Regions from separate parts of the Homo sapiens genome. Here region 2 is linked to region 1. The links are chromatin loops, found by intact Hi-C in ENCODE. Cell type or tissue: natural killer cell. All regions are shown on one strand. Links, peaks and the distances in the headings refer to the core of each region. The heading gives the core; the rest is flanking DNA.

The links. Peaks named below come from ENCODE experiments on the same cell type or tissue, not always from the same donor. Only the 100,000 strongest peaks of a DNase experiment are listed, where the experiment ranks them.
Region 2: it touches region 1 in a loop (2.5-fold over the local background); 16 of 110 quality-filtered maps call a loop at or near these places.

The regions. Positions count from the first base shown.
Region 1 is chr4:77,726,965-77,743,713 of GRCh38, reverse strand. CNOT6L (CCR4-NOT transcription complex subunit 6 like) reads left to right here. Exons shown (of 12, transcript NM_144571.3): 8 at 1,419-1,573; 9 at 12,176-12,327; 10 at 14,633-14,860. Among named protein-coding and RNA genes, the nearest start is that of CNOT6L, 84 kb to the left of the region's middle. RefSeq lists an enhancer at 8,657-8,716. In natural killer cell, for the core only: no CTCF peak of the experiment used is centred there; a DNase peak (open chromatin) is centred at 8,573; H3K27ac peaks cover 1,301 bases.
Region 2 is chr4:77,793,026-77,809,774 of GRCh38, reverse strand. The region is part of intron 1 of CNOT6L (CCR4-NOT transcription complex subunit 6 like); the gene reads left to right. Among named protein-coding and RNA genes, the nearest start is that of CNOT6L, 18 kb to the left of the region's middle. In natural killer cell, for the core only: no CTCF peak of the experiment used is centred there; a DNase peak (open chromatin) is centred at 8,384; H3K27ac peaks cover 1,026 bases.

The DNA of each region.
Region 1 (16,749 bases), core at 3,628-11,627:
ATGAGAATTGCTTGAACCCAGGAAGCAGAGGTTGCAGTGATCAGAGATTGCACCACTGCACTCCAGCCTGGATGGCAGAGCGAGATTCTGTCTCAAAAAAAAAAAAAAAAAAAAAAAAAAAAAAAAAGTTGTGTGTTACAATTTCACACATTCTTTTCATCATAGCCTGAGAGGAAAAATTATTAAAAATTTTTTTATGTAACAGAGTAGCTTGATAATTTATTTTTAGGTTGCTTGGGAAAAAAGTAAAAATCTTTTAAAATTAAAATAAAATTTCTTCTAAATACTGAGACTAACAGAGAATTGGGGAGAGGAGGCGGCAAACAAAATCAGGCTATTGTAGTTTCTTGTCTACTTCTTGGTTTAGTATTTGTAGTGATAACAGCCTCACACCCTCCTAAATATAGCAGTTTGAAGGATAGAACATAATTTAAGAAAATTGTCTTATTATAAAAGCAATGCTATAATACTATACTGTATTAAAAAGAGATCATTCTAGAGAAGTTGAAAATTTTGAAAAAATATAAAGCATGATGGAGGGAAATACCTAATTTCATGTCATAAGATAGTTGTGTTAAAACTTCTGGAGTATTTTTCTTCTATACATTAAGTAAAATATATTTACAGATACATTTTGATTCTTATTTATTGTACTTAATGGATTTTCCATGTTACTAAAATTCTTCAAAACTCATTAATTATATGAACGTATATTGATGTAGCTTTTCCCATACCATTGGACACATTTAGTTGTTTATGGGTTTTTGCTGTCATAAACTCATGCTGTTAGAAACATCTGCATACATAAATTATCTTCATATTTATTTCATTTAGAAAGACCTGTTAAAATATTTTATGAGTCAAAGAATAAAATAGACTAATAATTATTAAATTAATAGAGGCCATTGGATGATTGCGATTTAGGTACTTAAAAATTTCTTAAAGTAGAATTTTTTGTGGATAGATTTTACGTTTCTCACTCTTGGGTATCATTTCTTTCCACCATAGTTCAGAAGGATATGCAAGTTTTTAAATTACCTTTTTATATATAAATTACTATTCCCTATCACAGAATCTATCATATACCCAACTTGCTTTGTTTAGTTGCCAGTCTTGAGGAAGTAAAGTATAATGGAGTGAACTGTAAATTGGGAATCAAGAGACCTTGGGATGTAGTCCTACTCCTGTTACTATCTGTGTGAGCATGAGAAAATCATGTCACCTTTCTGGTTCTTTCATGTTTAAAAAGCTGCCATTGTCAAGTAGCAGCTGCTAGCAATCAGGTAAGATAGTAAGATAATATTTGCTATGTGAATTATTTTTACTAAGTTACATCTTACTCATAATGCTGAACATTTTTATATCTTAATCAGCATTTTCCCTCTGTCATATAGATGATAACTTTTCTTTCATCTCAGGAAGTGGAAACAGAGCAATACTTCACTCTCTTTCTGCCAGCATTGAAGGAGCGTGGATATGATGGATTTTTTTCTCCAAAGTCACGTGCCAAAATCATGTCTGAGCAGGAGAGAAAGCATGTAGATGGTTGTGCAATATTCTTCAAAACAGAAAAGTAAGTTAAGGAAACAAAGCACAATGGTGTACTTTTATTTATTTAAATGCTTACACTTTAAAATTGTCTTTGGTTTTGCCCTATAAAATCAACAGAAAGCTAGAAAACAAGTATTATGCAACTTAAAACTGTTGTTAATGTTTCATTTCTCAGGCTGTGTATTCGAAATAAGGATATTTATTGTATTATTCCTTATGCTTTTATTACCAAATAACACTGAACATTTTAAGAGATACAGACTTGAATGGTCTCATATTTCAGAACATATTTTCATGAAGTAAAGTATTAGTTTTTGTGTAAAAAAAGAAAGTGATACCTTTTAAGGTTGGCCATAAGTGATCTGGGTTTCTTTTCTGTGATTTTTTTTTAATAATTGATTTTTGAGAATCATTCATTTTAAAATCATTTATTCACTAAATGTATACTGAGCATTTGCTTTGTGATAAGTCCTGTGCTAGACACAACAGACACAAAGATAGTCAAGACATAGTTCCTAATCTCACTGAAAGCTCAAATCCAGTAGGAAAAACTAGGCATATAAGACAATTGCAATATCATATGGTGTAATATAAGATAGAGGTCTGCCTGGGTAGATAAGAGAGGCAGGCACAGAGCATATGGAGGTAGAGAGTTAAAAGGGTTGACTGAGACAGGGCAATGGAAAATGAAACGTGACATCTGATAGAGGTTGAATCCCATGGTTAATAGTTTGGATTTCATACGTTAGGAAATCATCTTACAGGATAAGCATATACATGCTTACAGCTGTTTTCCAGTATTTCCCCATTTTACATCTATTTTACCAAAGCCAATCTGTTTTTATTGATCCAAGCATATTACCAGCATGACATGCTATTTTAAGTAAACAAATTCAATGAATTTGAAAGATATTTGGTCCACTTCCCATTTATCTATGCCTACTTTCCTGTCTTTTCCATGAATTTGTAGTAGAGATATTCTTATTTTGGTTAATAATTAGTACAAAGCCTTGTAGTATTTGAGGTCAGAATATACTAAATTCTTCTAATGGTTTGGTAATTTTTTATGCATTTTAGAATAATTCTATTAAAACTACGTATCTCTTAACTACGGGAATATGTTCTGAGAAATGCATCATTAGGTGATTTTGTTGTTGTGGGAACATCATGAAGTGCACTTACACAAACCTAGATGGTACAGCACTATACACCTAGGCTATAAGGTATAGCCTGTTGTTCCCAGGCTAGAAACCTGTACAGCATGTTACTGTAGTAAATAGACAATTGTAATACAATGGCATTTGAGTCTAAACATATCTAGACGTAAAAAAGGTAATGTATTGTGCTGTGATGTTAAGACACCTACATCATCACTGGGTGATAGGAATTTTTCAGCTCCATTATAGTCTTGTGGGACTACCATCGGCATGTAGTCCCTTGTTGACTGAAATCTTGTTATATGGTATATGACCGTACTTCCAGAGTGTTTGCCATCTGTCAGCCTTTTCGAATTGTTTATATTAGTTGTCTTGTTCAAATTTTAAAGCAACTCTTACAGGCAGCTATACAGCTATTTCCTTGTTTTTAAAGATGAGGAAACCAAGGTACAGACAAGTTCAATAACTAGTTCCAGTTACACAGTCTGATTTCATAGTCCATGCTTTTAACTACTGTAATAAACTGAATCTTTAGCCTTCTTGTTTGAGCTTTTGATATCACTAATACCTCTTATAAGATTACCTCATTTAGAAAAATTGCCCTGAATTTGACATTTGTTTTTGTTTTTAGACAGGGTCTCAGAGTCTTACTCTGTCACCCAGGCTGGAGTGCAGTGGCGATCATGGCTCACTGCAGCCTCAACCTCCCCAGGCTCAGGTGATTCTGTCACCTCAGCACCCTGAGTAGCTGAGACTACACGTGCATGCCACCACACCTAACTAATTTTTGTATTTTTTGTAGAGATGGGGTCTTGCTGTGTTGCCCTAGGCTGGTTTTGAACTCCTGGGTCCAAGCAATCCACCCGCCTCAGCCTCCCACAGTGCTGGGATTACAGACGTAAGCCACCGTGCCTGACGATATTTGTTACCTATGTTCATACACAAATCCCCTTGAAACACCATAGCTTAAAAAAAAAATGCACCAGTAAACTTGAGACATCTAACATCAGGCTCTTTTTCTATTTGCTATAGTTTCTTTCAAGATAATATGGAAGATTTTTATTATTACTCTCACAGTTTTGAGAGGAAAAATCTAAAATTCCTTAACAATTTACTAGAAGTAGTTAAGGCTTTGAAATAACAGTTAGAACTGTTATCTGGGTATTTGCAAATTGATTCTTGAATTATTAAAAATGCTGTGAACTAGTTAAGTAATGAGCACATAGGAAGTACTTAGATGTGTCACCTGTTTTTCTTTTCTTCCTCAACTCTTTTTTCCTGAATAGTAACATGGATCTGGCAACAGATTGAATGTGATACATCAGTATATTGTACCTCTTTTCAACTTCTTTCCTGGAATGACAGGACTATATACCTCCTATAGGTAGAACAAAACCACCTTCTGTCCCAGTACCAGATATTTATCCATGTCTTAGCTGACTATTCAGTGCCAACTATTTGGAATTTAAAGTATTATACCCTGCCTTTATTCTTTCTTCAGACTGGAAATATAGGGCAAAAAAAGACTGTGAGTTTTGAAGCCAGGTGCTTCTTCTATTTATTTAGCTATATAATGTTGAAAGACTTAGCATTTCTGGACCTGTTTCTTCATTTGTATATTCTTATCTTGTAAGATCATTTTTGTAGAGGTTACAAAACTAACAAAGATAACTGTGGAAGAGTAGTCAACACTGTACTTACTCTCAGTCTCTTTCTTCTGTAATCAGAGTATCTGATAATTCCTCATCTTCACTGATGACTGTTTAATCATACATGAAAAACTGGTACAGAATACGCAACAATAAATGGAAACTATCATAATTGCCATTTATAGCAAAATACTATAATAAAAATCTCTAATCCATCATGATGAAAGGATAGAGTATTGTTTAGTAAAGGCTAGGACACAAGTTACCAATATTCAGATAATTAGAATATAATACACTGTTCTTTAAATCACATTATTCTAGTTTAGTTTTGGGGGATTCAGAATCTACTTCAGGATTTGGCAGCACCTGTTTGGTCATCATTATGAACATCATTTTTTGGGAGTTAGATGCATAGAGATACTAGAAAATAGAACTTTGAGTGATAAAATACCAGATCTCAGCTTTTGCTTTGTCTTTTAACAAGTATTATTTACGTTCCAAAGCATTTTATAAAATACATTCATACATATGCATATGTTTCTTATATGTATATAATGTATATGTAGAAACTGAGTTGTAAATACATTTTTTTTTTTTTTTTTTGAGACGGAGTTTCACTCTTGTTGCCCAGGCTGGAGTGCAGTGGCGTGATCTTGGCCCACTGCAACCTCCGCCTCCCAGGTTCAAGCAATTCTCCTGCCTTAGCCTCCTGAGTAGCTGGGATTACAGGCATGCGCCACCATGCCTGACTAATTTTGTGTTTTTAGTAGAGACAGGGTTTCTCCATGTTGGTCAGGCTGGTCTCAAACTCCCGACCTCAGGTGATCTGCCCTCCTTGGCCGCCCAAAATGCTGGGATTACAGGCGTGAGCAACCGCGCCTGGCCGTAGATACATGCTTTAGACTCATAATTTAAATTTCTTTTTGCCATGTTTTGTCCTATAGACTTAACCATTAAGTAGAATTGGGTCTTGGAGCCAGATACACAACTTAATAGTGGGGGAAAATATGAAGATGAAAGCAGACCTATATGCTAGACTTGCTGTTCCTGAGGTTAGCAGTTCTGACCTCCTTATCATGCTTTATTTCAAGTCAATGAGAAAGGGAAAGATGAAAACAGCAATTTAGAACAGTGTGATCATTGCACTGTGAAGAGGCAATCTCTTATCATAGGATTGGGAACTTAGGTTGTCATGGCACTTAGTTCTTGCTGTACTTCCTAACCTGCTTCCATTCTCAGAGGTACCAGGTAAGGCCAAGTCCTTGCTTTTTTTTCTTCTATTATCACAGGTAGTTTTGTGCTTGGAAGGAGGGTTTTCAGAGGTCATAGTATCATTCCAAAATGGTACAGTATCATTACTGTTGTGATACTCCCATCTCACTGGTCTCTCAGTTATTAATTTCCTGTGTCATAGGTGGTTGTTGCATTTAGAATTTGTACGTAGGATTTTTTTTGAAAATGAGATTTTGATCTGTACTCTTCTGGTAATTTCTATTCAACCTGGATCATAACATTACGACTTTGTACTACAGTTTCTGTACCTTTCGAATATAGATAATAACTGTTCCACTTTAGAGGTTTCTTATGGGGTTAAAATAATGAATGTGGATGCACTTTCAGTGGTTAAAAGAGCTGTACAGTCTGGGCGTGGTGTTTCACCCCTATAATGGCAGCACTTTGGGAGTCTGAGGCGGGTAGATCACAAGGTCAGGAGTTAAGTCCAGCCTGGCCAAGATGGTGAAAACCTGTCTCTACTAAAAATAGAAAAATTAGCTGGGCTTGGTGGTGGGCGCCTGTAATCCCAGCTACTCGGGAGGCTGAGGCAGAGAATTGCTTGAACCCGGGAGGCAGAGGTTGCAGTGAGCCAAGATCGTGCCGTTGCACTCCAGCCTGGGTGACAGAGCAAGATTCCATCTCAAAAAAAAAAAAAAAAAAAAAAAAAAAAAAAAAGAACGGTACAAATATAGGATGTTATTTATCTACTTCCTTATTTAACCTGGTCTCTCAGCTTACCTTTTCCAATTAGTTACCTTCTGGCACTCCCATGATTACTTAAAGGGACCAAGAACACATTTTATATCATTTTATACTGAATATAGTAAGAACTTCTATTTGGTTTGGTTTTAACAGTGTTGGGATGTGATCCAGAAAGGGTCAGAGTTAACTTTGTGTGATTATACTATTGTCTTGACTGTGTATTACATTGCCCCTTTTTACTTGTAAATGAATTCAGGGATGGAATATTACTTAAATCCTATAGATTGCTTTAGTTTCTCATAGTTGGCAGTCACTGTCCTCTCTCTAGCATTAATTAATTACATCAGAGCCCACAAAGTTATTTTTAGACTACAAGTTGGTAAGAAATTGAGTTATGTCTTTATTTGAAGGACTGCTCTGGACGTGTTCTTTTTGCACATGAAACATCCAACCTAATAATAATTCTCAAATCATATAAGGGGATTTTTTGGTCATAGCAGTCTTTATTATATTAATATATGTTCTTTTATCCATTTGACCTTTCGTCTAGTTTTTTTTTCAAAAATGTGAATATACAGAAGAATTCTTAGAATAAAATATCATCAGGAATAATGCTTTTAGCATCTGTATACCAGTCACAGAGTATGAATGGTAAACTAATGTATCGAAAGAGACAAGTTTAAGATTTTCCGTATTACCAAGGCTGTATGGCTTGGAACAATGATTGGAAAGTAACTATAAACTAATATGTCTAATTGAGAAGAAACATCTAATAATAGAAAGAATGGCAGAAAACCTCTATATTTCAAAATGTTACCTGTATGGAAATCTGTGAAACAAAGTAGATGCAGAATAGAGTGCATTTGGTTTGTATGGGAAGGGAATGCAAGAAGTAGCATTGTTAAGGTAGTAGGGATAGAATATGGGTAATTATATCTTACTATATTGTAAATTTATTACAGTTATAAACAAGGAAATAAGATAAATTGTAGATTACAGCCATCAGCACTAATGCTAGAAATCTCATTCTTTTAAAAACAGAATATCTGAGAAAGTCTTAAAGTTCAAGAAACATATCAACACTCTTATTTACTAGAAAGAAGGAACTTTATTTGGTTCAACTAGTTTTCAACTCTCTCTTTGGTTTTTCAACCCTTGGTGAAGCTGAAGTGATAAAACTTGAGTGAGAATGTGTGCTCTAGAGTTTCTCAGTGGCAGTGGAAGGGAGTGTTAGTTATAATGACATATGCATCCTGTTTAGGAAGACTAGTTTTGCTTTTCTGGACTTTTGAAACCATGACAGTAAAAAGAAGGTACCTTTAAAAGATTGAGAAGTTTTAAAAGTCAAAAGTATGGCAGTATATACCAATGAGAAATAAAGTTGGAAGGATAGTTGCAAGCATCTGATAACCCAGTGGTTGCTCAAGATTTATGTTTAAAGAATTGTTATTTAAATGAAGAAAGATCAATAACTAATCATGTATTTTTAAAAAAGTTTAATGAACCTATGATCATTACTAAGAAACTTAAGAAAAAGAAAAGGCTGGGTGAAAGTGCTAAGGCAGTGAGGAGGATATTTTAACTAACATTATGCACTGTAAATAACAAGGAAGGAATGGACCCGCTGCAGACTGTATAATCAGTAATTGACGATCAACAAAAAACAGCTCTATACAATTTATGTTTTGCTTTCATGATTTCTATTGAGAAGAATTTTCCTCAAAGTAGAAACACTAAGACCAGGTAAAGAGGAGAATGGCAAACCAAGACGGTGAGATTGGTAAGCCAAGAGAGTCACTAAACTGCACTAACTAGTTAGGTTTTCAGATGAAGATAATTATATCTTATGGTATTAAAGATCTTACGGAAGTGTGGTTAGAGAACTGGCAAAGGTAATCTGTTATAAATATTGGAGTAGAGAAAAAAATTCTAGGATTTGGGGGATGGATGAACTATCAAACTTTTCAAAAAGACAGACTTGCCCAGCCTCAGTTTTCTTCATCTTTGTAATGGCAGTAGTAATACCTCCTGCTGCAATGTGGGTTCTCAGAGATAACCGAAAGAAGACTCGGAGATAGTTTGGTGTTCAGGAGTTTATTAGAAATCAACACCTGTGGAAAGGGGAGGAAGCAGAATTGGACATACGGAGAAAAGTGAAGTGTTGCAGGCCTGACTGCCTCAGGTGACTCAACAGGGAGCTTTAGAGCTTATATGGCCTGTGAGAGTTAAACCACAAGGGGCCCACATCCCTGGACTTTTAACTTTTGCTTTCGATTTCTAATTGGATGGTGGTGCTCCTAGAAGTATGTGACCATGAGTAGGCAGCTTTCTGCAACTGAAGCAATCCCTGATGAGGAATCTGAGCAGTATATCTCCATGTGCAAATTTTAGGACTAACATATATGAAGTACTTAACACAAATCTTGAGACTGGATAGATCCTCAATAATGGTAGCTTTCATTTTTTTTTTATTATTCTGTCCTATTGAGAAATTTAATTATTTTGAGAGAAGAGAATGCATGCTCATAACATTTATAAATGTCCAAAAGCTGGCAGGGATATTTAATCTATTAGAAAAATAGAATTAGATCCAATAGAAAAATAGAATTATATCCTGTAAATTTGTGCATCTATCTTACATATCTGTAAAAAATTAAAAATTAAATAGAATGAAGTTTCAGAGCACTTAATATCCGAATAGGTGAACTAATGAGCAGATGTTCATGAAGTGATACTTAACTGAGGTAAAGATTGCCGCTCTTAGATTATTAATGGAAGGAATAAAAAGAGGGAGGGACAAGAATCAGCTGAGACCACAGAAAAATATATGTAGCAATGTTCATTACGGCATTAGTTAAAATACGTAAGTAACTTAAATGTCCAACACAGGTTAAATAAATTATGGTGAATCTGTAGAGTGGACTATAATCCAGTCATCAAAATTGATTTGGAAGAATATTAAATGTTATAGGAAATGTCCCTGATAGAATAGTATTGTTCTAAATGCGTAAAAATATGTGTGTGTATGTGTGTAGAGAAAAGTCTGGGGAAATATATTAACTTTTAAATGGAGGTATTGGGTTATAAGTGACTTAGTTTTCTTTGTTCTCATATCTCTACAATAAACATATTTAATGTATCATTTTTTCCACGTTTTTGTTTTGAAGTACCTATAAATGCAGGACTGACAAGACCTGGTTTAAGAGCAAAAAGATCAAAACATTTCAGATATATGTTAGTTCCTGTTTGGCTTACAATATGACTTTCCCCAAAGTGAAGTTTTAGTCTTTATTAATGAAAATACAGTTAAAAAATGAAGAAGGCTGTAGTTCATTTATGCCCAGTTATAGGTACTGCACCTTTGGGTAAACTTGAGTTGTTCAAATGAACTTTTCAAAAAGACAGACCCAGTTGTCAGTTCAATTTAAATTTGTTGAGCAAATTTAAACAAATTGTTCAGATGAACAACATCACACATCATGTAAGTGTAACTGATCGTTTCTTTTCCGGAGAAGACATGGAGGGTGGGAGAGCATTGACATCTATTGTCAGATATTTAAAGTGGTGTCATTTGGAAGAGAAATTAGATTTAATGTATATTCTTGAAAAGATCTAGATCTAGTTTTAATGGAAAAAATGGGAGAAGAATACAGGAAAGCAAATTTTAGTTATTTCTTTTAATTAGAGTCCTATGCTCCCCTGCCCCTACGCCCCAAAGAATGACCTAGCTTTGGTAGAAGTAAAATTATTCCAGTTATAAAAATATTATAATTAACAGGATTTTTAAGACTTTTGTACAGAATCCTAGGTTCCTGTAAGTATACCATAGAAGTTCTGTGAATATTTAGAAGATATCTCAAAAATTAAATGTGAATAATTGAACTGTAATTTGAAAATAACATGTTCACTCACATGTTTCAAATACAAGTTTTAACATTTTGGAAATCATTAACGTGTTCATAAAGTACTGCTTAGTTAACTTGTTTTTGGTGCAGACCTCTGAATCAAATTTCTTCATGTCTGCTTCTTTTTTCTGAGTATAGGGCCAGTTATTTACCATTTATAGCTGTGTGAATCAGGATTTTTAATAATACTCTGTAACCAAAACAAAATACAAAAATTGGACACTGAGACTGATATAAAACTATATCATCTCTGTCCTCTGATTTCAAATTTTTATATTCATCAAAATAGGTTGCTTGTTTTCAGTGGTTGATTTATTCTAACATAATGCTGCTTTTATCTGTTTTATCTGTGGGAATCTCACCAGAAACTGTAAAAGGTATTCCACAGCTTAAAATTGTTTGAAGAAGTCTGATATGGACAATGGTCAATCCTGTCTATAGGACACATTTTGAAACTGCTCACTCCTCTTGATTTCTCTTGCCTTTGTTCAAGCCACCATCATTTCTCTTTCAGATAACCTCACAAACTTTCTAATCTGCTTCCCAGTTATCAGTTCTTTAATTGAGCAGCTAAGTGATCTTAAAAAACATAAATCAAATGATACCATGTCCTGGCTTAGAACTTTTATCTCTCCTCTTCAGCATCATTTCATACCCTTCCATTCTTTTCTAACACATAAACTTGCAGTGCTTTTTGCTGTCTCAGGACCTTTCACATTTTCTACCTGGGATGCTCTTAACCCCATTCTTCACCTTAGTAACTTTCATCTGTCATATTTAAGCTTATAGATTACCTCTTTAGAGGGTAGAAACTATAGTCACTTTAAGCACTCTGGGTTAGAAATAGGCACATAAACTGACCCTTTACACTTGTCAGTCCAGCTGACACGTTCAGAATTGGAGGAGGGAAGGGAATATTGCTTCATTTAGTGCAGCATCCTGTGGCATAGTAAGTCAATATTTTTGAAGAAACAGAAACTAGCTTCTGTTTTCAAAGCTTGAAGGAAAGTGAGGAGGGGATCTGTTACAAGACTATGTCTTCTCTCCACTGAACACCTAGTGCAAGTAATGTATTTAGTAGGTTTTGATTACTTATAAATATTTCACAAATTAATAAAATTAGACTGAAAAAGGTTAAATGACTTCACCAACATCCCACTGCAATTAAATGTCAGCACTAAACCAATTCTATTAAATCCTACAACTCTACAATGCTTAATAATTTGGCATTAATGAAGGAAAGAAAAAATTATTAGTGCAGAAGCTATAATCACAGAGAGAGTCATTTCTTCATCTTGCAGAATCTGTTTCTCAGAATACTTATACCCCATTGCAACTTTCTAGTAAAAGTCAGATGGAAAAATCAGTTACTCTTTAGCTGAGATAAAGGTGTGCCCCTGTATTTTGTTGACAAATATCTTGATGTGGTAGAAATAAAACTACAAACAGGGTAGGTGGATTGTATTCTTTTTATCTTTTTCTCATTAACTTAGTTGAGATTGTGTGCACCTTTAAATACCAGAAAATTCTAGCAGTAGCTTAAACAAATGAGGGAAGGGTGATTTTCTCACACAAGAAGTCCAGAAATAGGCAGTCCAGAACTGGTTCAGCTGCTTCCCCATTTTTAGAAGGTTGGCTTTTGCCTTCCTGCTTCTTATTTCATGGTCACAAGATGGTTATTATTTCTCCGAGCACTAGCTGTAAGGGGCAAGGTATAAAAGCATGAAGGGATATATATGCTGTCTTTGTTAGGTGGGGCCTCTGAGAAACTTTTTACAATAATCAGACTTCTTGTGTCTTAGTGGCCAGAACTGTATCACATGGTCACTTGCAGCTAGAAAATGACAAGGGAGACAATGCATGTCATGTTTCTTTCATTTAATATCTTTCAGCATGATAGTCTAGGTACCTAAAATTATAATAATGTACCTTTTAGATTTACATTGGTGCAGAAGCATACAGTGGAATTTAACCAAGTGGCGATGGCTAATTCAGATGGATCCGAAGCTATGCTGAACAGAGTGATGACAAAAGATAACATTGGTGTCGCTGTGGTATTAGAGGTCCACAAAGAACTATTTGGAGCAGGTGAGTGCAATGTAAAATATTCTTACTAAAAATAAACACCATCCCAAGTTTTTCCATCTCAAAACAAGTGAAGAGAATTTTGCCGTTATTTATTGCAAAGTTATTTTCTTTTGAGGAAAGTTAAGGGAGATGGGCAGGAAAATAGCACCATTGTGTAAAGCATCATATATTTGTTGGGATATTTTGTGCTCTCTATCACAGTCTTTTTTACTTACCAGATAATCTATGTAAAGTCTTTTTTAATATGCCATTAATCCCAAACAGTTCTTTTAAATAGGGAATATTTTGGTTAGGCTGAATTTAGAAATTATGATGACTTGGCCCTCTTTTTGAATTATATTTTTAGCTTGAGTGTGATTCTTTTGTCTTTAAGGTTAAGGACTTGGCACATTTCCTCTAGTTTCTTTGTTATATCTCAGTCATTGTCAGGGTAAGAGCAGGATCTTTTATCTACATGGTACTTACTTTAGCATTTTAGATTATTTATAGCTTCCTTCAGAGTCAGAAACTCATTATGTACTTCATACACAGACCTTTTTTATCCTTCTTACTGCCTGCCTTTGAGCATCTCACTGTTTACTAGTACATTTTAAGCAAGAAAGGAGTGAGACTACATCAGGGCTTTTTTTCCCCTGTACTTTTTGTAGAGGAAAAGATTATTTTGGACTAGAGTATTGATTTGAATTATTCAGACCATGCATATGTGTCAAACCTTCTTTTCTCACCATACTTCAATTTATTCCTTATCAAAGGTAATCTTTGATATGAAATTTTGGACTTTTTACTTTTCTTAGCCCCTCCGTTTTTATTTACCTTTATGTCCTTTACAATCTTATTCTTCCCAAAGTTTGGTACTTTTTTTTCTGATATTGTGGAGAATATCTTTTGGAGTTTTACTCCTCTTTTAATTTGCGGAAGAGTAATTCTAAATAGTAGAGACTTTTACGTTCTGAAATACATATCTCTTGTACTCATAGAAGGGGAATTTAGTAATATAGTGCTTATGGCTCTTTGAAGGGGAAAATTTTTAATATTGTGAATACTTAATCTATAGCTAAAAGTGACACTGTAAAACTGGGAAAAGAAGATCGCTTAGAAGATTTGGCTACAGACATTTATGATCAAATTGCTTTTAAGGTGACTATGTCAGATATAACAGATACTTCAGTTTCTTATTTTCTCAACATTGAAGATAATTATAGCTTGGTGAGACTGGAAAGAAACTTTAACAAACTAGTAGACTTAGAAAATTAGGTCTTTTCCCCCAAAGCTTATATTCCAATAGAAAAATTTGAGACGCTTCTATAGAAATTATAAAAGAAAAATTAAATTTGTATGTTTACGGATAGTCCAATGGTTTAAAGGTATGTAAAGTAAAAAGTGAGAGATCCCTCATGTCATTCATACTCTAGATTATAGCTCTTGTTGATTTCTCTATAGAGTTACTAACATACAGAATGTGAGTATATGTATTAATAGTTTTATATCTTGAATATTTTATGGACATCTGTCAGTAAATGTTAACTATGTTTAATTTTCAAAAATCTTAATGTATTCCATCTACCATTTGGAAAGTACTATGTTAATGTTTATTTTAACAGAATTAAAAAACATAGAATTATAGGAATAAAAAAAAAACCTTAGAGATATTCTAGTTGAATATTTCACTTCCCAAAAGAATCTGGTTAAATTACTGACCCAAAACTACATAAAATAATTAGTAAGAAAGCCAAGTCTAAAACCCACGTGTCCAGACTTTTATAGCACACTACTCTCTAATTCTGATTTTAAAAATAATGTTATTTCGGTATATGGTGTGAATTTGTTCAGGTAGCAGATGACTTTCTTATTTTATCTTATATAGGTTAATATAATTTACTGCCTTTACTGCTGACCTATCACAGTTGTGCTGTGTTGTGCTTGGGAAATGCAAGGTGAATGAGTACTAGACAGTAGTAAGAATTTAAATTGAGGTTTAGGTAACTCAACTGAAAACCTGCCTTACTACATTATTGTGCTATTTAAATGACAGATATTTAAAGGGCTATACCAAATTTGTGGGCCAGATTTAGCCCATGGGCTACAGTTTGCCAACTTGATCTAGGAGAGTAATTCCCATAGTAGGATTACCAGAATCTCAGCCCTTTAGCTTCTAAGAATTACTTTATGAGATAAAAGGGAAGTTATAAATTCATGGAAAAGAGTAAAGAAGTAGCTGTGGATCATATTGAGAAAACCTGAGGATGCCACATTTCTTCAAACATAAAGCATAACTTTGTCTTCTTTTTGTAATGTTTAAATTTAGGTATGAAGCCTATTCATGCTGCAGACAAACAGCTGCTTATAGTGGCAAATGCCCACATGCATTGGGACCCAGAGTATTCTGATGTGAAGCTCATCCAGACCATGATGTTTGTCTCAGAGGTTAAAAACATTCTGGAGAAAGCCTCTAGTAGGCCTGGAAGCCCAACTGCAGATCCTAATTCCATCCCGCTGGTGCTATGTGCAGATCTTAACTCATTGCCAGATTCAGGTATTTATAATATCATTTCCTCACTGCTTTCAATTTCACTTTTACTCTTGGTTCAAAGGCCAGCTAGCTCCTAAATTTTGAGTAGATAAATTAAGGAATGTATCATAAGAATTCCATGGATGGGACACAAGGTAATAGAAGAGAGTTTAATAAAGAAGCTATTACCAAAGGTGTTGCCTGGTTTAAGGGAAACAAAGCAATAAATGATGCAGTACTCTGCCACTAGGGGATTTAGTAATAGATCTCTTTACCACTCCTCTACCTAAAAGGGAAAGTGGTGGGAGCTGTCTGTCATTAGAACTTGGAAAAAATACAGTTGTAGGAAAGGGCCACATAATAGGAGTGATGGCTTTGAATTGCATGAAGCGGTCAATCCCTGGCAAACCAAAAAGAAGGGAGCCAGGGAAATATATATTCTTACCTCACTCTGCTTCTGTCCTTTCATCTCCTGCTAGGCTGCCCATTGATCAAATCCAACCAAAAGCTAGAGCGGGGAGGGATTTGCAGTTGATGCAATAAAGATCAGCTGCCTGAGGCACAGAGTGTACTGCAGAAGGGTGATCTGAAGGGGCAGCCAGAAAATATTCATTACGTGTAGCTCTCTAGTTTAATAATGTTAGCAACTTTTAAGTGAATTCATTAAATGATATTTGGATAATGTTAGTAGTTACAGAAGAATGATCAAAATTATCCTAGGGCTTCATATTACTTCTTGAGCTCCACTAAACTACTTTATGTCTGAACTTTTATCATTTTACTTTTTATAAAAATAATTTCTGCATTTTAGGTATCAAATGGAAAACATTAGACTATTACTCTTTTGCCAATACCAAAGCATATGCTAAATTTTGTATATTATCACTGCTAGGCTATTTTAAGTTATTTAAAGTAAGTAACAATAAGGTTACTATAAGATAACCTAAATGCCTACACTTGGAATATTAAAAAAAAGTCACTGAACTTGAAAACATCTTTTTCTTCTTAGCAAATAATGCTGAAATCATTGTTTATAAGTGTTTGTCTTTAACCCCTAGCCTAATTGGCACTTTAACCACATGCTCCTTTCTTAATCCTTTCTTAAGTTGAATTACTCTCAAGTGCAAGTTTTTCTCCCATTGTATTTGATTTGTTAAAACCAGTTAGTTGTCATTTGGCAACACAACATAGTGAAATGACTTTGGTACCAGACTGTCATGGTTGGATCCTGATTTTGCTACTTATGAACTATGCAATCTGTGACTAAGTTCCTCATTTTTCCTTTTTTTTTTTTTTTTTTTTTTTTTTTTTTTTTGAGACAGAGTTGTGCTCTTGTTGCCAAGGTTGGAGTGCAGTGGTGCAGTCTTGACTGCAACCTCTGCCTCCCGGGTTCAAGCAATTCTCCTGCCTTAGCCTCCCAGTAGCTGGAATTACAGGTGCATGCCACCACGCCCAGCTAATTTTTGTATTTTTAGTAGAGACAGGCTTTCACCATGTTGGCCAGGCTGGTCTCGAACTCCTGACCTCAGGTGCTGGATCCGCCCACCTCGGCCTCTCAAAGTGTTGGGAGTTTTACAGGTGTGAGCCACCGCACCCAGCCTAGTTCTTCATTTTTAACAAGGGGGGAATCATGTTATCTACTTCATAGAATTGTGAGATTTACATGAATAAAGCACTTAGAACAGTGCCTGGCATGTAGCAAATACTAGACAAATGATAGTGCCTTCTGAGCTATTTACAATACTGATATTGTGCTTATCACACATTCATTATATCTTACTATCAATCCTTATTACAAATAGAAAGATGACTCTAACAGTGCACTAATCATCATAAGGGTTTTGATACTGTTTTCATGTTTGCTAATTCAGTGGAAGCAGTGCACTTTTCTGAATGCTATTCTTCTCTTCAGC
Region 2 (16,749 bases), core at 3,814-11,813, 66 kb before region 1:
AGATTTCCTAAATGAGTAACATAAATTAGAGTTACATAATACCAGCTACAAATACTGCTAAAAGAATAGAACTAAATTTAGTATATCCCAACCTTAATGTCTCTCTATACAAAGACTTTGTTGGAATCTCATATATCCATTGCTTTCTGATCATAATGTTTATCATATTTAACAAAGCAAAACTCAGAAATTACTTAACAGGGTATATTCTTCTATAGGTTCATATTTAGTACAATCTTCTGCAATATCTACATATAATTTTATGAAACAACATAATGTGAGTTATATACAGAATGGTAGCCTTGAAACACTGTCAGAATTTGAATCACCAAAATATAACCTGTTAATTAATATTTATTAAGCTTCTATTTGTTATAGACTATTGTATTCAGGGTTCTGGGGAATAAAAAGAAATGTAGAATAATCTTTCTACCAGGGAATGGAGCTAATATTTTTTTGACTACTGAGTACCAAGGAATGTGAAAAGCCACTCCCCTCCTTCCCTTTAAATGTGTAATCTAAATTATTCTTCATGAAAATCCTATGAGAGAGGCAGTATGATTCTCATTCTGAAGCTGGTTAAGAAAGTGAGCCTTGGGTCCTCCACTTTCCAGCTCTACGGAAACTCATTTAACTTCTCTATGCTTCAGTTTTCTCATCTGTAATAGGGAGATAATATTCCTTATCTCGTAGAGTTTTGTGAGGATTAAATGATGTAGTCCTGTAAAGTATTTAGGACACTACCTGGCACATCTGTAGTAAAAAACCAAACTAAAAAACAATACACGTACACTATTACTGTTTCTTATTAGGAAAGAAGTTAATTAACGTGCCCAAGATTACAACCAGATCTATTTGAATTTAAAACACTCTTATACTATAATGCTTACATTTATAGGATGTTTAAGTCTGGATCTAGTAAACAGGTGAAGGCAGAATATGCTAAGTGACTAACATTAAGTGCTATGACATACAGAGTACATATGGATTTTAAACTACAGGGATAAGTAAGAGAGGAGATAGATGTTGCTCTTGCCTTTATGATGAGAAAAAAGGCAGGGAAAAAATTAATAGACTACTGTAATATCTTCCTTGCTAGTCTACAACTTCCATTATATCTCCTTTAACATCTTTTCCTTTGTACACATTGTCACCAGAGAAATCCTTGTAAAATTCATCCCACATTGCTTAAATTCTCTGCTTACAGTCCTTTAATAATAATAGTTACTGTTTTCTGGTTACCTACTGTGGGCTAGGATAGGAGACAGCAAGCTTCTCTTCTTTTCTCTTCTCTTTTTTTTTTTTTTTTTTTGAGATGGCAGAGTCCCACTCTCACCCAGGCTGGAGTGCAGTGGCACGATCTCAGCTCACTGCAACCTCCACCTCCCAGGTTCAAGCGATTCTCCTGCCTCAGCCTCCCGAGAAGCTGGGATTACAGGCGCACACCACCACACCCGGCTAATTTTTGTATTTTTAGTGGAGATGGGGTTTCACCACGTTGGCCAGGCTGGTCTCGAACTCCTGACCTCAAATGATCCACCTGCCTCAGCCTCCCAAAGTGTTGGGATTACAGGAATGAGCCACCTCGCCAGGCCTAGCAAGCTTTTTTCTATGAAGGGACAGATGTAAATATTTTGGCTTTTTGGGTCATGCAAGATCTCTGTTGCATATTCTTTTTTGCTGTAATTTTTTTGTTTTTTAACAATCCTTTAATTTTTGTTGTAATTCTTTTTTCACAATCCTTTAAAAATGTAAAAACCATTCTTTGCTGCCAAATCAGTCTGGATGCAGCTTATTGACTGACCCCTATGCAAGGAGATTTACGTGAACTAACTCATTTCTTCTTGTAACAATCCTGGTAAAGTTGATATTATTTCTACTTCACAGTTGAGGAAATTGAAGCTTAGAGAGGCAGATTTGATGAAGGTCAAGTAAGTGACAGATTGAGGCCATTGGAATACCTAAACCTGTGTACTTCCTAAGATATCTTGCTGCTTCCTATTACTTTTAAATAAGATGCAAATTTCTTAGCATTATGTGTAAGGCCCTTGATGATCTTGTCTTTGCTTACTTTTCTAGTTTTCGTATTTGTTACTACTCTCTCTCACATATTCCCTAGCCTAGCTGTAGTGAGTGACTTACAGCGTGGTCTGTGCTTTATATATGCCTACAATACCTTATACTTTATGACCTCATTGATTTCTTTAATAATCTGCCTCTGGTACTTCCTACTTTGGGAAACCTTACTTGGTACTTGTAGTCCTTGCTTTATGAACTTTTTCTGTGCTCCTCTAGCATTCTGTGCATTCTTCATTCATAACACTTACTACATTGCCTTGTGTTTAACTTGGGTTTATGTCTCCGTTTTGCGTTAGACTGTGAGTTTTTTTTTTAAGAGATGGAGATTTTGCTATGTTGCCCGGGCTGACCTTGCATTCCTGAGCTCAACAGATCCTCTCCCTGTAGCCTTAGATTGTAGGATTTTTTTTTTTTTTTTTGAGATGGAGTCTCACTCTGTCGCCATGCTGGAATGCAGTGGCGCGATCTCGGCTCACTGCAACCTCTGACTCCCTGGTTCAAGCGATTCTCCTGCCTCAGCCTCCCGAGTAGCTGGGATTACAGGCACACACCACCATGCCCAGCTAACCAAGGCAGGCGGATCACCAGGTCAGGAGATCGAGACCATCCTGGCCAACATGGTGAAATCCCCTCTCTATTAAAAATACAAAAGATTGTGAGGTTTTTAAGGGCATAGATGATATATGCCTTACCTTTGTAGCTCAAGTGTTTGATACATAGTAGGGGCTTAATACAGAGTTTGGCATATAGTTGGGAATTTGAAAGTGTTTATTAAATGAATGAATAATTAAATGGCATTACAGACATGGAAATCATATCAGCAGATCTATAGTTGCAGAAAAATGAGTCCAGGTTCAGGGGTGGTGGTGAGTGGGAAAGTAAGTAAATTTCTGGTTAACTTCTAGGGCTCGAGTGGGAACATGAGGTTAATAAGGCAAATTGGAGAATGATCGTGGAGGGGCTTGAATATCTTGGTAAGGAATTTTAATTTTGTTCTGGAGTCATTGATACAAAGCTTTCAACTCTAGAGCAGCAGGTGTTTTTTAAATCCATAACTTGGGTTCTCTTAATACACAAATTGTATGTTGTAATATTGCTTTAGGTATTTTATAGAACATTCATTACCTAAACAATTGTTTTGATTAATAGATACTGCAAGATGTAGCTCTAGAATATCATAATTATCAGTACTACTATTAAAGACATTGGGAACCATGGAATGATTTTGAACAGGTTGGTGGCAGTTTGAAATTAATCTTTTTTTTTTTTTGAGACAGAGTTTTGCTCTTGTTGCCTAGGCTGGAGTGCAGTGGCACGATCTTGGTTCACTGCAACCTCCGCCTCCCAGGTTCAAGCGATTCTCCTGTCTCAGCCTCCTGAGTACCTGGGATTACAGGCATGCGCCACCACGCCCGGCTAATTTTGTATTTTTAGTAGAGATGGGGTTTCTCCATGTTGGTCAGGCTGGTCTCGAACTCCCAATCTCAGGTGATCCGCCGGCCTCAGCCTCCCAAAGTGCTGGGATTATAGGCGTGAGTCACTGTGCCCGGCCTGAAGTTAATTTTTTAAGATTAATCTAGTTGAGGTATTCACCATCAGTTGAGGAGATGGGACTGGGAAGAAGGAGGCCTTTTAAAAAAAGTTAAAATATAAAGTGATAAGTCAATGATTGACTATGAGGAAGTCAGAGACGAATGAGAAAAACGGAAGAGGCAGGTCAAGGAAGGAAATTGTGTATTTTATGTTGGTTAAATTGATTACTGTGAATTCTATTGGAGTGATTTCTATCGTTGCCTGAATTTGGGCTCTGCTTACTTTATGCTTGAATAATTAGAATACTCTTATGATTGGTTTCCCTTCCTGTTGCTAATTCATGGATTCTTAATCTTTGGTGCTGTGGACCTTTCTTCAGTCTGGAGAAGGCTGTGAATCCAATGTAGAATGACAATTTTAAATGAGTGAAATAAAGTAAATAGGACTTGAAAGGAACTTGTTATATTGAAATGCCAAAATATGATATAGTAATATATATGCTTCTCTACTAATACTGTTAAGTAACGTCTTGCAATGAGTCTAATAGCTACCATAATTTTGTAATACTGGTACATATAGATATTTTGAGATTTCTGTAACAACTATAATATGAAATGAAAATGTACTTCTGTTAGTGACAGAAATCACAGGTACTGCTAATACTATTATGGTTGATTGTTTAGGTTTGTGTGAAAATTTTAGAGATTAGTGAAAATGGTGATGTAATTTTTTTTCTATATAAATTCACAGGTTTCCTGAGATTTATGGAACCTAGGTTAATTACCTTTGCTTGTACTAGCTCCTGTTTTACTCTTCTTCTGTGTATTTTTGTCATAGTAATGTACTTTTCTTTGCAGATGGTAGTATTTTTATTGCATCATGTCTGTTTTGGGAAATAATATGTACTCTTTGTAAAAAAAAATTCAAATGGTAATAAAACGCATAATTTTCTGGTTATCCTGCTTCATGGCGATCAAGCTTGTTAGCAGTATAATATATACAGTAGTTTCTTGGTATAGAGAGGATTGGCTCCATGACCCTTGTGTATGCCTAAATCCATGCATACATACTCAGGTCCTGCCATGTATATGAAAAATTGGCCCTCTATATACATGGGTTTCTCATCTCACAAGTGCTATATTTTCCATCTGTGTTTGGTTAAAAAAAATCTCCACGAGTGAACCTGTGCAGTTCAAACCCATGTTGTTCAAGGCTAAGTGGTAGTACTGTTACCTGTTTCTGGTCAATATATACTTACATAACCACAAAAACATAACTAAAATAGGTTCATACTGTGTATACTTTTTTAAAAATTTGCTTTTTTTTCATTTGAAAACATCTTTTTTCATTAATAAATACACCTCATGCTTTAAAAAATTGTAGGATGAAAGTTGAGATATGTATTACATAACACAAACATTCACCATTTTAAAGTGTATATTTTAGTGGTTTTAGTACATTCAGTATGTTGCCAACCACCACTACAAGCAAATTCCAGAACATTTCCATCACCCACAAAAGAAACCTCATATTTTATGTCAGTTAGTTCCAGTTACCCCATCCATTGACAATTTCTGGTCTACTTTCTGTCTCTATGGATTTGCTTCTTCTAGTCATTTAATATAAGTAGAATCATATAATATGTGACTGTGTCTGCTTTTTTCACTTAGCATAATATTTTCAAGATTCATGTTGTAGCATATAACAGTATTTCATTCCTTTTTTTTTTTTTTTGAGATGGGGTCTTGCTGCATCACCCAGGCTGGAGTGCAGTGGCACGATACCGGTTCACCACAGCCTCCGCCTCCCAGGTTCAAGCAGTTCTCCTGCCTAAGCCTCCTGAGTAGCTGGGATTACAGGAGCCCACCACCACGCCTGGCTCATTTTTTGTATTTTTAGTAGAGACGGTGTTTCACCATGTTGGCCAGGCTGGTCTCAAACTCCTGACTTCAGGTGATCTGCCCACCTTGGCCTCCCAAAGTGCTGGGATTACAGGCATGAACCACTGTGCCCGGCCAATATTTCATTCCTTTTTATGAGTGAACAATATATTATTATACATACTTGGTTATTATAAATAATTCATGTATATGGTTTTGTGAAGACGTATGTTTTCATTTCTCTTGGGTGTATACCTAAGAGTGGAATTGCTGGGTCATACGTATTTCTGTGTTTTAACTTTTTGAGGAATTGACAAACTTTTCCACAGTAGCAGCGCTGTTTTACATTTCCACACCTCACGCTTTTTTCTTTTTTTTTTGAGACGGAATTTCGCTCTTGTTGACAGGCTGGAGTGCAATAGCATGATCTCGGCTCACTGCAGCCTTGGCCTCCCGGGTTCAAGCGATTCTCCTGCCTCAGCCTCCCGAGTAGCTGGGATTACTGGCATGTGCCACCACACCCGGCTAATTTTGTATTTTTGGTGGAGATGGGGTTTCTCCATGTTGGTCAGGCTGGTCTTGAACTGCCGTTCTCAGGTTATCTACCTGCCTCGGCCTCTCAAAGTGATGGGATTATAGGCATGAGCAACCGCACCTGCCCTACCTCCTGCTTTTTAATGGCTTCATTGTAATCCATTTTATTGATGTCCTGTCATTCAGTCCCCTGTTGATTGACAATTTATTTCTGTATTTTTGATGATTATCAACACTAATGCAGTGAAAAAACTTGTATAAACACCTTTTGCACACTTTTTTAAAGTATAAATTTTTAGGAAAGGAATTGCTGGATCAAAGTAATTACACATTTAATATTTGATACATCTTGTCAGATTGCCCTTTAGAAATGTTTTATAAAATTTTACTCCCAACAATTGTGTGATGTATGCTTATTTTCTCAAACTCATATTCACATAATTAATTTTTGTCATTTTAATAACAAAAAGTCATACATATTTTAAATTTTGGAATTTGTTAATTATAGTGGAGATAATTTTTTTTTTCACATTTTTTTTGGCCACTGCATTCTTTTGTGATTTGCCTGATCATGACCTTTACCCTAAATTTTTCTATTGGGTGTCTCTGTTTTTCTTATTACTTTGTTAATAGCTGTTTACATTTTAGAAACATTACCTTATTGCTCATTATCAATATTGCAGAGACTTTGTTCCAGTTTCTTGTTTGTTTTTTGACTTTGTTTATGACTTTGCTCTTTGCCTTATAGACATTAAATTTTTAAAATACTGTTTATCATTCCTTATAAAAGGTCTTTGCCTTGCTTAGAATAAGTTTTCTGCACCCCAAGATTATAAAATATTTTCTCCGCATTTTCTTCTGGGAATGTCTAAAATTTGGCATGATTTAGTAGAAGCTTGGTTTTTGTAGTTGGTCTTAACTATGTTCAGATTCCCGTCTAGCCACTTACTAGCTGTGAGGTGTTAGATGTCTGCACAACTTCTCTGTATCTCACCTTCCTCATCTGTAAAATGATAGTTGATAATTAGGGTCTATGCTTTTGGTTAAGTTAAATGCAATAATTCAAATTCTCTAGCATACCATCTGGCCACATACTGGGTGTTCAGTGCATGTTTTCTTTTCTCTCTCACCCATAAACTCCATCTTCTATCAGTCTAGTTAAAATCTGGTCCAGAAGATAAGGGAGGGGAAAGTTTCAAGAAATAATGTTGCCCTTAGTTTTCAAAGTCAGAGAAGCCATGTGGGATGAGTACTGTCTGAAAAGGAGATTGAAAATTCATTTAGTAATTAGGAAGTAATTTATGTTTAATGAAAACATTTTTTAGTAGCATGATAAGAGGCATATTTTAATACAAAGAAGACTAAAACCTATATAACATACCTAAAGGATATGTGCATATGCAACATGTATCCATCATGATTTGTAATATTTGGGAGAAATAGTTGTAACTCTACTCTTCTTATTGTTGGAATACTGGTAAGAGGATAGAGAATCAATGCTGACATACAGTATATTTATATTGTATGTATAAGGTGTACATAAATTTAGGTAATTTTTACTATTAATAGTTACAAATTACTGTATTTGTAACACACCTCACAATCATCAACCTGTATTAGAACTACTGCTCCATTGGAATCTTCTTAGTAGCATTATAATGGACTTTAATGGAATTTACACATATTCTTCACTAAATTAAAATTATGTATAAACTGTTATATTTCTTTTGGGGAAAGCAACTTTAAATACATTTTAGAAAGAAATGGGAAATAAATGTTTACAACATGGTAGTCATTGTTTACATTTTTCTCATCTTGTTTCCTGGACTATGAGGATTTTAGGACAGGGGGACATAGTTTTTGCTATATTGCCCAGGCTGGAATACAGTGGCTATTCACAGATGTGACCATAGTTTGCTATAGCCTCGGGCTCCTGACTTCAAGCAGTCCTCCTGCCTCAGCTTCTGAGTAGCTGGGACTACAGGCACATGCAAGGTGCATGGCTTATAATGGGTTTTTGATAAATATTTATAAAATGTTTCATTCTCCCCCCCCCCCAATTTTTATCTTCTGGTAAAATAACTTCAAAATAAAGGTTTTAAAATTTGTTAAGAAAAATAAATATTCCTCAAGTGGAGTAATAATAGACATGGATTCTGTGCAATTTGTTTTCAGAAAATTATATCAAACTGTATTCCTTGACTCTTAGTAACTGTCTAAAAATTTTTTTTGGTATGTTACATGTATACTGTCATTATTTTGTCAGCTTCAAAACAAGAAGGAAATTATTCTGTATTGGTTAGCTCAGGAGGAAGGTAATGAGTTTTAAGTAACAAAACAGGAAATTAGCTCCTCTGTGACCTTTGATGAGTTTGTGAAGCTGGCGTTGTGAGTGCAGGATTGAAATTGTGAAGAGCATTATATTTAGTTTGCTTTGTTGCTTTTGCAGAGTATCTATTTGCCAGGAAAACCTAGGAATTGAAGTTAAAGACTCTGCTACCTTTGTGGGAAATGAACAATACTCTTCCTTCTGCTGGCAAAATCTGGGTGTCTACTTTTCAGTGGCTGGTTTTTGCTTTCACGTAGGGTCAGAGTATCCTTTTCCTGGAACCAAGCTTGACTCAAAGCCATTGTAAGTTCTCTTGTTCTTTATCCTTCTAATCAACTATTTTAGGAGCAATTTTAAAGTTGACACCCTTTCCCTTCTAACCTTTCTGCTCAATACAAAGCACCACCTTCTTGGCAGTCATTTATATGAGTAGAGTGGATACTTTTGTAGGCATTTTATTCATGCCAAAAAGTTAAGGGTTAGCTCTTTGTTTAATGCTAGTTGTTTTGGATCAGTGTGAGTCAGCATTGGCCTTAACTTTCTTTTACATCCTTTTGTAATTAAGATGTTGGTACCTTGGAACCCTCTCCTGGATGGAGCTTTTCTTTATACTTTATCAAGTTTTATTTCAGACAGTTGGGCTACTAAGATTTTTCTGTTTTACTCTACTGTTTTTAATGGAGACTTGTAGATTTCAGATATGGCTTATACACATTCTAAACCCTGCTTCTCAGAATAGTCATACTAGTTTTAACACCTCTTTACACAACTTTTATGTTTATCTAACATTAAAATATTGTATAATTTGGTTCAGTTCAAAAGTATGGGATGGCTGTTACAGCTATTCAGACTTTCATATTGTTCAAAACTTTGTATACAAGACTTTATTTTTTTTAATTTTTTTTTTAAGAGACAGGGTCTTGCTTTGTCGCTCACAGGCTGGAGTGCAGTGGTGTAATTATAAGCTCATTGACCTCCTGGGCTCAAGTAATCCTCCTATCTAAGCCTCCCAAGAAGCTGGTGCTCACTCACAGTCACATGCTACTGTGCCTGGCTACTTTAAAAAAAAAAATTTTTTTTGGTAGAGTTAGGGTCTCACTATGTTGCCCAGGCTGGCCTTGAACGCCTGGGCTCAAGCAGTCCTCCCACCTTGGCCTCCGAAAGTGCTGGGATTATAGGTGTGAGCCATAATACCTGGCCTTTGTGTAAGACTTAATTTAAAATATTTTCCTGAAGAAATAGAAAAGCTAAAGTAATTAGCTTTATGAAAAGGATTCATTAGTTCAGTTTTTGATACTATCAAGTTCAGTTTTCTGGTAATTAAAACCAATTTCTTGAATTAGTTTTTTTTTTTGATGGAGTATAACATGCTTAGTTTTATGTACAGGTGATTGTTTATATAAACAGATATTAAATTTGTGAAAAAATACTCAATTCTTGGATTTGCCATGTACTACCAGAGAGGCAGAGCCCGAAATTGGAAGGTAGGAAAAGGAAAAAGATGAAGGATTTCATATGAAGTGTTAGAATGTTACTTCAGTTTTTTTCCACATTAAAACATGGACTAAATCTACTTTTTCTAGAGGATTTGTTACTTTGAATGAAAGAGCTCTCATACACTTGGCTTATAATAGATGATATGTGATCCTTTTACAGGTACCCTTGCAACTTCTTAGTTTGGGTCTGAACATGTTCCTTTTTTTTTTTTTTTTTTTGAGATGGAGTTTCACTCCCCTCACCTAGGCTGGAGTGCAATGGCACAATCTCAGCTCACTGCAACCTCTGCCTCCTGAGTTCAGGCAATTCTCCTGTCTCACCTCCTGAATAGCTGGGATTACAGGCGCCCACCACCACGCCCAGCTAATTTTTGTATTTTTAGTAGAAACGGGGTTTCACCATGTTGGCCAGGCTAGTCTCGAACTCTTGACCTCAGGTGATCCACCTGCCTCGGTCTCCGAAAGTGCTGGGATTACAGGCGTGAACCACCACACCCATCCTGAACATATTACTTTTGACCTTGTTTATACTAGCCTAGGCTGGAGTGCAGTGGCATTAGCGTGGTTCACTGCAGCCTCAACCTCCTGGGCTCAAGTGATCTTCCTGAGCAGTTGGGACTACAGGTGCGTGCCACCATTCCCAGCAAAGTTTGTTTTTTGTAGAAACAGGGACTTGATGTGTTGCCCAGGCTGGTCTTGAACTACTGGCCTGAAACAATCCTCTCACCTTGGCCTCCGAAAGTGTTGGGATTACAGTCATGAGCCACTGTGCCTGGCCTGTTCAACAGTTTCCAGTTTTGGGCTGTTATAAATAAAGCTCTAAGAACATTTGAGTTCAGTTTAATCTTTGGGTGAACAAATGTTTTCATTTATCTTGGGTAAATATCTAGGAGTGGAATGTCTGGGTCATATGGTAGCTGCATATTTAACTTTTTTTCTTTTTTTGAGATAGGGTCTTGCTCCTTCACTCAGGCTGGAATGCAGTTGTGTGATCATGGCACACTCTAGCCTTGACCTCCCAGGCTCAAGCAATCCTACCTCGGCTGCCTTAGTAGCTGGGATCACAGGTGCACACCACCATGCCTGGCTATTTTTTTTTTTTAATTGAAATGGGGTCTAACTATGTTGCCCAGGCTCATGTTGAACTCCTGGCTCAAGCAATCCTCCCACCTCGGCCTCCCAAAGTGTTGCAATTATACGTGTGAGCCACCGTGCCTGGCCTGTTTACCTTTTTAAGAAACCTTCAAACTTTCTCCCAAAGTTGTAGCATTTTGCATTCTCATCTTTAGTGTATGAAAGTTCCGGTTGTTTTCTTGGCTCGGTTTTTTAAAAACTTAGCCATTCTAATAGGCCAAAGTATAGAGTAGAATCTCATTGTGGTTTAATTTTCACTTCTCTAATGACTAAAGCATCTTATGTACTTTTTTACCATCAATATATCTTCTTTGGTGAAGTGTCTATTAAAATGTTTTGCCCATTAGAAATTTTTTTTATTACTGAATTTTGACAGTTCTTTATGTTGGATATACATTCTTTATCATATACATGATTTGTAAATATTTTTTCCCAGTGTGTGGGTTATTTTCTTTTTTTAAAAAAATTATTTATTTGTTTTAGAGACAAGATCTCAATCTGTTGTCAAGGCAGGAGTGCAATGGTACGATCATAGCTCACTGCAGCCTCTGGGCTCAAGCAGTCCTCCTGCCTCAGCCTCCTGAGTAACTAGGACTATAGGCTCCTGGCTGATTTTGTATTACTTTGTAAAGACGGGGTCTTGCTATATTTGCCCAGGCTGGTCTTGAACTCCTGGTCTCAAGTGCTTCTCCTTCCTTGGCCTCCCAAAATGTTGGGATTACAGACAGGAGCCACCATGCCTAGCCTATTTTCCTAATAATGTTTTTCAAGGAGCAAAAGTTCTTGAAAGTCTAATTTATCAATTTTTTGTTTTATGGATCATGCTTTTGTTTTGGTGTTGAAGATATCCTTGCGAAACTCATAGTCACCAAGGTTTTCTCCTGTGTTTTCTTCTAGATATTTTATAATTTTGGCTCTTAAATTTAGGCCTGTGATCCATGTTGAACATAGAGTAGTCCCACCCTTATTTGTGGAGGATATATATTCCAAGACCCTCAGTGGATGCCTAAAACTGCAGTTACCACATGAATTTCTGTTTCCTTCTTCACAATGTCATAGGTGGAAGATTAATTCTTACCATTGATTTTGGCAACCTCACTATACGATTTTTTTCTTCCCTTATTAAATTGAGAATTTTCACCATTTCACTTAAAAAGGAAGCCCCTTATGGTTTCTTTTTGGCATACCTGAATTTCCAGCATCACTACTCTTGTGCTTTGGGGCCATTATTAAGTAAAATAAGGGTTTCTTAAACACACTGTGAGACTGACAGTCTGATAACTGAGATAGATACTGATTGACTAATAGGCAGGTATACTAAACAGTGTGAATATGCTGGACAAAGGGATGAATCATGTCCAAGCAGGACTGAAAGAGACAGCAGGAGATTTCATCACACTACTCAGACTGGCACACAATTTAAAACTTGTGAATTGTTTATTTCTGGAATTTTCCATTTAATATCTTTTGACCCTGTTGGCTACAGGTTACAAACTGCAGTGAAACTGTAGATAAGGGACAGAGATGGGGGGCTACTGTGTTTTTGTTTTTTTTTTATATAGTATGAGGTAAAGTTTGAGGTTCGTTTGTTTAAAATATGGTAATCTAATTGCTCTACCACTATTAGTTAGAGATTATCCTCCCCAGTGAATATCCTTGGCAGTTTTTTTTTTTTTTTTTTTTTTTTGAGACAAGGTCTTCCTCTGTCAGGCTGGAGTGCAGTGGCACCATCACGGCTCACTGCAGCGGCACCATCATGGCTCACTGCAGCCTGGACCTCCCAGGCTCAAGTGATCCTCTCATCCCAGCCTCCCAAGTAGTTAAGACCACAGGGACACCACCATGCCCAGCTAATTTTTTTGTATTTCTCTGTTAGACATGGGGTTTTGCCATGTTGTCCAGGCTGGTCTCGAACTCCTGAGGTCAGGCAGTCTGCCTTCCTTGCCCTCCCAAAGTGGTGGGATTACAGGCATGAGCCACCACACCTGGCGTCCTTGGCAGTTTTGTTGAAAATTAATTGACCATGTATGTTTGTGTTTGTTTCTAGACTCTGTTCTCTTGATGTTAATCTTTGTCAGTACCTTATTGCCATGATTACTGAAGCTTTGTAATAACTCTTGAAATTACGTAGTTCTGTTAGTCTGTTCTCACACTGCTGTAAAAAATACCTGAGACTGGGTAATTTATGAAGAAAAGAAGTTTAATTGACTCCTGGTTCGCAGGCAAGAAGCATGACTGGGAGGCCTCAGGAAACGTAGAATCATGGCAGAAGGTGAAGGGGAAGCAAGCATGTCTTAGCATGGCAGAGCAGGAGAGAGAGTGTAGGGGGAAGTGCCACACATCCCCTTCAAGCAACAATCTCTAATGAGAACTCACTATCACAAGAAAAAGCAAGGGAGAAGTCCTCCCCCATGATTCAATCACTTCCCACCAAGCACCTCCCCCAACACATAGGGATTGCAATTTGAGATGATATTTGAGTGGGGACCCAGAGCCAGACCATATCAATAGTGTAAATCCTCCAATTTTATTTTTCTTTTTCAAAGTTGTTTCAGCGTTAGCTTTTCTAGGCCCTTGGAATTTCCATATATATTTTAGAATAAGCATGTTAATTTCTATAAAAAAAAAATGTCATGAGGGGAACAGGGCTGAACAACTACCTATTAGATATTATGCTTACTACCTGGGTGATGCCATCATTCATACCCTAAACCCCAGCATCATGCAATATACCCATGTAACAAGCCTGCATGTGTACTCCCTGAATCTAAAATAAAAGCTGAAATTATTAAAGATAAAAGGAAAGAAAAAAGATCACTTTCAATGAATAAAAAAAAACCACCTTAGGTATTTCACTGGGATTGTGTTAAATTTGTAGATCATTTGGGGAAGAATAACATCTTAATATTGATTCTTCTGACCCATGAATATAAGGTATGTCTTCATTTATTTAGTTCTTTAATTTTTCTCAGTAATGTGTTATAGTTTCCAGTGTACTGGTGTATTAGTCCAGTCTCACACTGCTGTAAAAACATACCTGAGACTGGGTAATTTATAAAGAGAAGAGGCTTAATCAGCTCATGGTTCTGTGGGCCCCGTACAGACTTCTGCTTCTGGGGAGGCCTCAGAAGACTTAACAATCATGGTGGAAGGTGAAGGGGAAGCAGGCACATCCTCACAAGGCCAGCAGGAGAGAGACAGAAAGAACAGGAGTGAAGGGGGAAGTGCCACACACTTTTCAAATAACCAGCTGTCTTAAGAACTCTGTCATGAGAACAGCAAGGGAGAAGTCTGTCCCCATGATTCAGTCACCTCCCACCAGGCCCCTCCTCCAACACTAGGAACCACAACTGGACATGAGACTTGGGTGTGGACACAGAGCTAAACCATGTCAACTGGTTTGCACATCTGTTTTCATATTAATCTCTATTTTTTTATGTCATTGTAAATGATACTTTAAAAAATTTTACTGGCCGGGTGCAGTGGCTCACACCTGTAATCTCAGCACTTTGGGAGGCCGAGGTGGGTGGATCACCTGAGGTCAGGAGCTCGAGACCAGCCTGACCACCATGGAGAAACCCCGTCTCTACTAAAAATACAAAATTAGCCAGCCGTGGTGGCGCATGTCTGTAATCTCAGCTACTCAGGAGGCTGAGGCAGAAGAATCACTTGAACCTGGGAGGCAGAGGTTGCAGTGAGCCGAGATGGTGCCATTGCACTCCAGCCTAGGCAACAAGAGGGAAAGTGTCTCAAAAAAAAAAAAAAAAAGAAAAATTTCTTTTTTACTTTTGCTTGTTACCTGTATGTAGAAATAAATACACTTGATTTTTTTGCAGGGGACATATTAATCTTGTATTCTGTTACCTGTTAAATCTATTCATTAATTCTGTTAGATTTTTTGTAGATTCTATAGGATTTTTTACATATATATAATTTATTGTTTGTGAATAAACATGAGTTTAATTCTTCCTTCCAGTCTCCATGACTTTTATATCTTCTCTCTTGCTTGATTGCATGGGCTAGAACTTCTGGTGTCTGGTGTAAACTTCAATAGAAGTGAGAGCTAACATCCTTGCCCTGTTTCTGATCTTAGGAGAAAAGCATTCAGAATTTCACCATTAATGTTAGCTATAGATTTTTCATTGATGCCATTTATCAGGCTAAGTAAATTCACTTTTATTTTTTAAATGAAGGTTTTCTTTTTAAATAGGAATGGCCATTGGATTTTTCAGATGCTTTTTATGTATCTATTGAGATGATCATGTGTATTCTTTTAAGTTTCTTAATAGGTGGTTTTTATTATTTTGAACGTTAAATCAACCTTGCTTGCATTACTGGGGTAGTCACCACTTGGTATAATGATGGATCACTCTTTTTTTTATATTGCTGGATTTAATTTGCTAAACTTCAAAAAAGACTTTATTTGCATTTATGTTCATGAAGTCCATAGTTTTCTTGCACTCTTGTTTCATTTGATATTAGGGTAATGTTTGCCTCAACTTTATGGAAGAGTTTATGTGGAATTGGTATTGTTTCTTCCATAAAGGCCAACCAAGGTTGAGAACTACCAGACTATAAGACTATAATCTCTCTTTCCTTCTATTTCTAAAATCTTTTTTTTTTTTTTTTTTTTTTTTTTGAGACAGAGTCTTACTCTGTTGCCAGGCTTGAGTGCAGTGGTGCGATCTGGGCTCACTGCAACCTCCGCCTTCTGGGTTCAAGCAATTCTCCTGCCTCACCCTCCCAAGTAACTGGGATTACAGGTGCCCACTACCATGCCCGGCTAATTTTTTGTATTTTTAGTAGAGGTGGGGTTTTACTATGTTGGCCAGGCTGGTCTCGAACCCCTGACCTCAGTTGATCTACCCGCCGCAGCTTCCCATAGTGCTGGGATTACAGGTGTTAGCCACTGCGCCCAGCTGGCTATATAAAATTAACAAAAATTGTTTTACAATTTTTAAGTTTCATGGGAGACATTTTAGTAAAATTTATAACGCATATACCTGTACACTCTTACTGCATAGAAAGCTTATCTGTCTTCTAATCTTGAGCAGTTTCTGTAGTAATCATGTTGGCCATGTCTTTCTCAGCTCCCCTACCCAACACTCAGAAATCAGTGGCTGCTGCTTAGTACTCAGGGAAATGCCCAGAATTCCTGTCAAGTTTTTCTCTGTTCTCCTGCTCTGTCCTCAGAGTTTTCCAAGTCCATCATAAGAGACGGGGGCAGCATGATGTAGTCTCTGCTGCTGGGACTGTAGAGCCAGACTGCTTGGGTTAAATCCCACTGTGCCACCCACTAACCATGTGACCAGAGGCAAATTTCAGAATGCGCTTATGCCACTCTAAAATAAAGATAATTAAAGCACCTCCAACTTAAAAGTTGTGATTACTGACGCGTAAAACACTATGGATAATGTTTGTCACATGGTTGGTGCTCATTGAATGATAGTTATATCCTATTATTTGTCTCCAGTTGGAAATTGCTGGGATGCTCAGCCTTTGGTGGAATAGCTGTCTGCTTCTCAGCATCCAGAGATACTTTTGATGGCTAGAATATCATCATCTCTTACGAAGAATTTGGAAATAAATACAATTCATAACCTCTGGCTTTTTCATTTCTCTCTGACAATGATTTCTTTGCATGGTACTTGATTTTCTAAATGCTTTTTTCAATGGATACTATACTCTGGACTCATGCTTAGGTCATATTTGTGCAGGGATTTTTAACCTTAGCACCATTGGCATTTGGGACAAGATATTTCTT